Regions from separate parts of the Homo sapiens genome. Here all the other regions are linked to region 1. A link is a loop called in an ENCODE intact Hi-C map of the cell type or tissue named here. Cell type or tissue: PC-9. All regions are shown on one strand.

What was found. Peaks named below come from ENCODE experiments on the same cell type or tissue, not always from the same donor. Only the 100,000 strongest peaks of a DNase experiment are listed, where the experiment ranks them.
Region 2: it touches region 1 in a loop (7-fold over the local background); 16 of 110 quality-filtered maps call a loop at or near these places.
Region 3: it touches region 1 in a loop (12-fold over the local background); 36 of 110 quality-filtered maps call a loop at or near these places.

Annotation. Positions count from the first base shown.
Region 1 is chr5:39,147,945-39,150,444 of GRCh38, reverse strand. The region is part of intron 3 of FYB1 (FYN binding protein 1); the gene reads left to right. Among named protein-coding and RNA genes, the nearest start is that of FYB1, 70 kb to the left of the region's middle. In PC-9, CTCF peaks have their summits at 1,159 and 1,362 (motif pointing left); no DNase peak of the experiment used is centred here; H3K27ac peaks cover 507 bases.
Region 2 is chr5:39,546,502-39,549,001 of GRCh38, reverse strand. No RefSeq gene overlaps it. Among named protein-coding and RNA genes, the nearest start is that of LINC02104, 27 kb to the right of the region's middle. In PC-9, CTCF peaks have their summits at 1,063 and 1,265 (motif pointing right); a DNase peak (open chromatin) is centred at 1,261.
Region 3 is chr5:39,281,984-39,284,483 of GRCh38, reverse strand. It overlaps C9 (complement C9), which reads left to right. Exons shown (of 11, transcript NM_001737.5): 11 at 1-344. Among named protein-coding and RNA genes, the nearest start is that of FYB1, 64 kb to the right of the region's middle. RefSeq lists a silencer at 1,150-1,314. In PC-9, CTCF peaks have their summits at 781 and 982 (motif pointing right); a DNase peak (open chromatin) is centred at 953.

The sequences.
Region 1 (2,500 bases):
TAAACAAAAAGAACTAAAGAAAGCAGAAACAAAAACCAAAAAGTGGATTGGTCATTTCAAAGTTACTTTCCTTGTAAGGCAGGTACAGGGAGATAGAACAATAGAAAGATAATGGGTTGGTTAACATCAGGTACTTCAGGTCAGTCTTTCCTGTAAAGATTAAAACAGAGCTTCATTATTATGACAGAAAGCGAAAACTGGCCTCTTCAGGCAGCTAGGCCATTCTCTCTCTCTCCTGATTTCCCAAAAGGCCAGATAACAACTCAGTTTCAGTTTGGTGAGCGTGGGTGACTCCATTTTGATTTTTAATCTGGTCTTCTGGGGCCCAGTGCGGGAATTTAGTCGAAAAAAAATGGCCTCCTAGATTTTGTTTAACAAAGGTGAACAAGTTTTGTTTAACAAAGGTGAGGAAGATCTGGAGGTCATGGCTATGTTAAGTTTGAGGTACCTTTTAAGCATCCAATTGGGTAAGAAGTTCTGGGTTTAAAATAGGAGAGAAATAGGAACACATTTCACACTGAAAGTCATAAGGCTGGTTAAGATGACCAAGGAAGGGAGTGTAAACAGAGAAGAAAGGAACTGAGCTCTGGGGCACTGTAACTCTCTGAGGCCTGGGAGGAGGAGAAGGGGCAAAGGAGAATAACAGGAACAATCAATAACGCCGGGGTCTTGGAAGCCCAGGAAAGGAAGCATCCAAGGAGGAGTCAGTGAGAAACTGTGTCAGGTGCTGGTGGAGGCCAAAAAGTGAGGACTGTGGAGGTCAGTGCAGGGGAAGTTGTCAGGAGTGGTGGCGATACAAGGCTGATTGAAATGGCTTTAAAAGAGTATGAAAGGAGAGGAATTGGACAGAGCAAATATAAACAACTCCTTTACAAAGAAAGGGCAACCAAAGAAATGGGACAGTAACTGATGGGAGAAATGAGATCAAGAGCCTTTTTAAAGATGGAAATAACAGCACTTTTGTAGGCTGATGGAAAGATCCAGTCAAGAGGGAAAAATGGTAAGGGTGGAGAGAGGGGAGAATTGCAGGAGCCAAGCATTAGAGCAGCAGGGAGCAATGGCTTCCCTAAGGTTTACAGTTCTCCCTAGCATGTGGAGTGGAATCTCTAATTGGGATCAAGGAAGGAATTTTAGAAGACAGGGTGGACTTTATCATCTGCAGCCTGTTCTGCCTACTCCTAAAGCTGTTCCCAGAAGTAACTTGCAATCATATCATTCAGGTCAGGATGTTTTAAGAGTGTAAAAGATTCCAGACAGGTGAGAATCAGAAATCCTAAATAACTGAAAATAAAGTAGTTGAGGCCAAAGTTATATTGTATTTTAAATTGTATTGTTTCCCCACCTAGTGGTCAGAAATCAGTTTGTTACATTTTCTGCTATTTTTACTCAGGCATTTGAAGAGAAAATGAAATGGGTCAAAAGAGCATGTTTATCATTTTTAATGTTCAAATCAACACCTTTTAGTGTAATACATTTCTTGGTACCTTTTTAAATTATAATTTTAACATCATAATTTTTCATATTGAAACAGAATCAATGGTTGTGTTTTGGCATATCAAACAAATTACATGGTTATTAATAGTAATGAGACAGGAAAAGTGATGTAATAAAAAATAGTAAATAATGGGAAGTGACTAAGGTTAGAAAAGGGAAGGTTCAACAGTTCTTACCCTGAAGTCATTCATAGTTAGTTTAAAGGGTTTTTTGGTTTCTGTTTATGTGTGTGTTTTATTTTTTGTCTGTAAAATTGGAGGAAAAGTAAGAATTTACCATTATAACCTTTTCATTAATTAGAGATGCTTAAAATGTTCTGAAACTTGAGACTTGCCGTATCAGTAGCCAGCTGCCAGATAGTCTTCTCTCACACTAGTTGGAAAGTGTTGGCTTAAACAAGTCAGTTTTCAAATTCCTCGTGGGTTAAATATAGGAAGACATGTTCCAGAGAAAAGGCCGCAAGATTTTACTCCCAGTAAGGCAGGTATAGAACAAAGTTTAATGTGTCATGTAGATTTCTTCCTCCTTCTTTAAAAAAAAAAAAAAAAAAAAAAAAAAAAAAAAAAAAACCTGCTGATAATTAAAAGCTAAATGCATGAATAGCCAATAAAGTAAAAGGCCAGCTGGGCATGGTGGCTCATGCCTATAATCCCAGCACTTTGGGAGGCCGAGGTGAGCCAATCACATGAATCCAGGAATTCAAGACCAGCTTGAGCAATATGATGAAACCCTGCGTCTACAAATATATATATATATATATATATATATATATATATATATATATATATATATATAAAAAATACATATAATATACATATAATGATAAGGGTGGAGAAAGGGAAGAATTGCAGGAGCCGGGCATTAGAGCAGCGGGGAGCAATGGCTTCCCTAAGGTTTACAATTCTCCCTAGGGTGTAGAGTGGAATCTCTAATTGGGATCAAGGAAGGAATTTTAGAAGACAGGGTGGACTTGCCGGGCGCGGTGGCTCACGCCTGTAATCCCAGC
Region 2 (2,500 bases), 400 kb before region 1:
CTCTATCATCAGGGCCTCCTGGCTAGGTAAGTGGCTAGGTGTTCCCTCTAAAAATATAATTCAGTGTAAATGTTAACTTTATTCTCCTTTCCTGAAATATTTACATTTTAAGTTAATGTCTTAGATATATAACACTTTAGCTTCCAAAAAGCCATCTACTATATAGGCTAATTGAAGAAGATATGTTTTCTTAAGCAGTGCAACTTGCTAGGAGCAGATTTTAAATCAGATCACACAGGCATGTGCTGAAGTTTGTCAGGGTCTCTGCTGGGTGTTTTTTAGCAAGGTATATGGAGTGTGTGATGTGTTGTTTACCTGTCTGCACAGGGTTCATATTGACTATGTGATACCAAACGTAGCATTCCATAATCCTAGAAAAGCATTTTAATGAGGGTAATAATTTCAGAGCCAGGCGCCAATGCCTGAACTTCCAAAGACCTACAATGACCACTTCTGCATCCTATAAAGCTCCTTGCAGTGGGGAGGGATCAGTTCTCTTGCCGTAGTCCTTTCACACCCATAAATAAGCTCTAAGTCTTTGCATTTGATGGAAACAGAAAAGAATGTCATGCCAGAGAAGGGGGTGACCAGAAACCAGCACTGCTTTGGCAAGTATGCATGCAATATAAGAAATCTTTCACCTACAAGTGCCCTGGTAGAGGCAATTCTTTTTTTTTTTTTAACTCAATGATTCTAACAGCATAAGCCCTCAGGTGAATAAATAACCTACTACTTTCTTGCCAGTAGCACCAGGTCATATAATCTGTGGCCTGGAAGCTCCATCACCACACAGGTGCCACCATGCCTGGAGCTTTGTGGGACTTTTAGCACCAGGTTCCCTTCCATGGGAAACAGAGTGACATCTACTTGCTCCTACTGCAGGTAAGTTAAAAGGCATCCATTCATGGTAACAGTCTGAGTGGAGTCAAGGGACATAAAAGGGCAACAAGGCACAGAAACCTAACTGGAGAGGCTAGGAGACTTGGGCTGACTTGGCAGATGACAAGCTTTGTTGCAGATTTTAAAAATAATGTTGCTTTAAGAACAGAAAGCAAGCCAAGCCAAGAAACATCGACAGTAAGTTTTCCTTCTTTTTCCCCCCTAAGATATGCTGAAGCCAGGTTTAATTTTATGTCAGGAAAGAATTCCCTCCTGAGACTTTCCTGGCTACGGTTCAGTTGAGAATAATGTTTTCCAGCCATGTTTCCAGAGTCCCTGAAAAGTTGAAAGGAAGTTACGAAGCTCTCACTTTGTATCAGCAGGGGGAGCTGTTATGATAAAGAAACTATGTGGTTTCTTCCTGTGAAATGAAATTGTCAACGTTCTCAACATTTCATTTTCGGGACCAGGGAATACTTAAAGAATGAAATATTGACAGATACTAGCAGCTTTTATACGTCTTATTTTAACGCAAACCCCTTCGTGTTATTTTAAAACGTTATTAAATAAATGTTAAATTCCAGAGTAAACAATTTTTAATCAGAAGGAAAAAGCCTTAGATATTTGTATAAGTTGCCTGTATACATGCCATATTTGTATAAAAAGCCTGCAGAGCATAAGAGTATTTCATGATACTTCGATCACCACGTAATGTAACATATCTCATACTACCTATTGCAATCCCGAAGTCTCTGATGGAAATGGTTGTCTAAAATGGGATTTCCAGGGTATATAAAAGAGCCATTATAATAGCCTCATAAAAACTTAGCTCCCTTTACCACATAAGATATGTTGATGCTGCCATCAACATATCTGTTTCACAAACATCAACTTATCTGTTTAGTACATTCTGGTTTTCAAATTGCTTGGGCCCATTTAAAAATTGAGGGGGAGGAAAGTAGGCAGGCCAAACTCTCTGCTTATTAAAACCAGTCTTTACACTTCTGATGGTTTGTTTTGAAGTCCTACATTACAGCCACACAATGTGATTCCCACCAAGTTAAGGATTAAATGACTATTAACATCTTAAGCAATTATCAAGCTCACACACCTCTTATAACTTGTTTTCTTCTAGCATCAACAAAACACTTACCTGTAGGAACTTCAGAAGTTAAAATCTGAAAAATATTGATATCTCTCATAGACATTTCTGTGGCTGCTGTATATACATTATTGTCAACTATGCCCCCTAAGTAGACTTCCAGGGAAGGCTGGCCAAAGAGAATGCTGAAGTTCAGGTGAATTGAGTCCTGGAAAAGATGGACTTCATGGGGAATTGATTGGGACATAGGGGATTCAAGAACAGAAGAGACGATTTTCAAGGAAGAATTTGAAAATCAATGATCTCTCAGACCAGGTGTATAAGCAATACAATCACCTTAAAGGCTGATATTATATGGGCTAAGGAGTTTCATTACAGCAAAGCATTTCAGATTCTCAGAGATATTATGGGGAAAAGGATATGAGAAGGCAATAAATTGTCCAGAAAATAGACTGAAACTGATAGAGGGCTGGCAGTAACAGAGTCAGCAAGCAAAGAATACAGTATGCAATATACGTC
Region 3 (2,500 bases), 130 kb before region 1:
GAAATTCCTTCTATTTGATCATATTTTACAAGAAAAAACATCAATTTTATATAGTCCAACTTAATACCTAGCCTTATGAGTTGTATAAGGTAAGGTTACCTACCTGAGAAGCTGATTAACATTGGTTGTACAATCTTATTCATTAGAGAACATGGTGCTTAGGGTCTGAGACCTTTTGAAAGGTCTGAGAACTCTTTAAAAAAAGGAAAGAAAGAAAGAAAAGAGGAAAAATATATCAAAATAAAAAAATGCAAAATGAGAATTAATAAATGCTTAAACATCAGTATGTATCATGTTAACTTTATTGTTACTATTAATAAACATTTCACACATTTATAAATAAATTATGTTACTTTCTCTCACTTGGCAGAAATTCACAAGAATGCATTTGATTGCTGGGAGATAACAGTAACTAAATTACCTACATGAAAATAATTTCAAAAGCAAAATTTTTAAAAATAATTTTCAAAATTGTTTTTAAATAGCAAATAAAAAGATTACTGGATGTGGGATGTATTTTAATATGTTAGGTATGATATGGAGATCATACTAATAAATGTGCCCTGGCCCTTAAGAGTCTTGCATTTGCCCTGGGAGCTCCAGAGAAGTTCTGTCCCCTGCCCTTCAAAACACTGTGTGAATTAGAGAGGAGTAAGATTTGTTAAATGTGTATAAATACTGAACTCTGTTCTTGAACAATCCACTATTGAGAGAGTTTTTGATGGAGAGCATCTGGCTCAAGGCTGTTATTAGAGTAACACCTGAGAATTCCTTCCACCCTTAGGAATTACAAATGTCAAACAATAAAAGAGCTGAGCCTTGACCAGACCCCCTAGGGCTAGCTTAATGATTTATCAGAGTCCTTTCTAGGGTAATGAATAGCAGGAACAGCCCAGGTTCACACTTGATGGAGAGTCCTCCGACTTCTTGCCAAAGGTGGTATATCTGATGATAGAGCATCTCCAGCAGGGAGCACTATTGAGACACCAGAAACTGCTCAACAGTAATCAACACAGAGCAGAAAGTCTCCAGGCCTAAACTAAAGGAGAATCTCTAGAAACCGGGAAAGATGAGGACCCACTAGGCCTAGCATGTGTCAGCGTGGACTGTTGTTTGGAGAGAGCAGATGTAGCTTAGTTTGCCCAAATGGAGTGCATTATAGGTGCCCCCTACTCCACATGCTCTCTGAGGGGGTGCACCACCAATTCAAGGAAAAGGACAGGTGAAAACAACAGCCCTGTGAAGCCCAGTCCAGAAAGTTGGATCGTTATACTAAATCACTATCGAAAGAAGCCAGTATCAAAAGAAGTTAGAGAAGTGGGATGGGTATTTATGTTCACTAGGACCTGATGGATAAAGGAAGCTCAGAGTTTTGCTACATTTTTACACTTTTCCCTTTTTATACTCAAAATTCAGGTCACTTATTTATTCTAGTGATCACAGAGTAGACAGTCAACATACACCTGTTGTCTAGTGTTCGACGTGTGGGTCAGCATTCTCACCCTGGCTTTACACAATTGTCTCCCCTGCAAGCCCTTTTAATTGTTTAATGGGACCCAACAATAGCATCTCCTAAATTAGTCTCCCAATATTTACTTATGAAAACAGCCCAAAATGGTAAATGATATGGTCTGGCTCTGTGTTGCCACCAAAATCTCATCTCAAATTGTAATCTCCATGTGTCAAAGGAAGGACCTGGTGGGAGGTGATTGGATCATAGGGGCAGTTTCCCCCATGCTTTCCTTGTGATAAGTGAGTCAATTCTCACGAGAGCTGATCAAAGGCTAGTTCAGTTTTTTTCCTTAATGAAACAATTTTTATATACACATGTAATTCACAGGACAGTCAAATATCTGTCCTATGACAGATATTTGGCCCCCACTCTTTGCTCTTCCACCCCCACCTCATGCCCATTACCTACCATTATGCTAAGAGCAGCAAAATGGCCCAAGAAAAGGGGATGGCATGGCTATTTAACAATGGGCAAGTTACTAAACCCTTAAGCCCTAAAATATGCTCAGGGAAAATAATATCTCTTTCCTAGAACTGTTAGGTTGATTTACTGAGATCATTTATACTGTAACCGACTGGAAAAGCAATAAATAGTAATAGTGGCTATTACTATTATTAGAACACATGACTATTAGTCAAAAATCTTCAAAGTATAACTAACATTTGTGACATTAGATACATCAGTGTATTTTGCAACTTTTTTGGCCTAATCTTCTTTTGGGATAAAAACTGGGAATGAAGAAAGGAAGGAAGGAAAGAAAGGCAGAGACAGAGACAGACAGAAGAGTAGAAAGAAAGAAAGAAAGAAAGAAAGAAAGAAAGAAAGAAAGAAAAAGAAAGAAAGAAAGAAAAAGAAAGAAAGAAAAGAAAGAAAGGAAGGAAGGAGGGGGGGAGGGAGGGAGGAAGGAAGGAAGGAAGAAGAAAGAGAGAGAGAAGGAAGGAAGGAAGAAGGAAAGAAGGATGGAAGGAAGGGAAGGAAAGAAAGAAA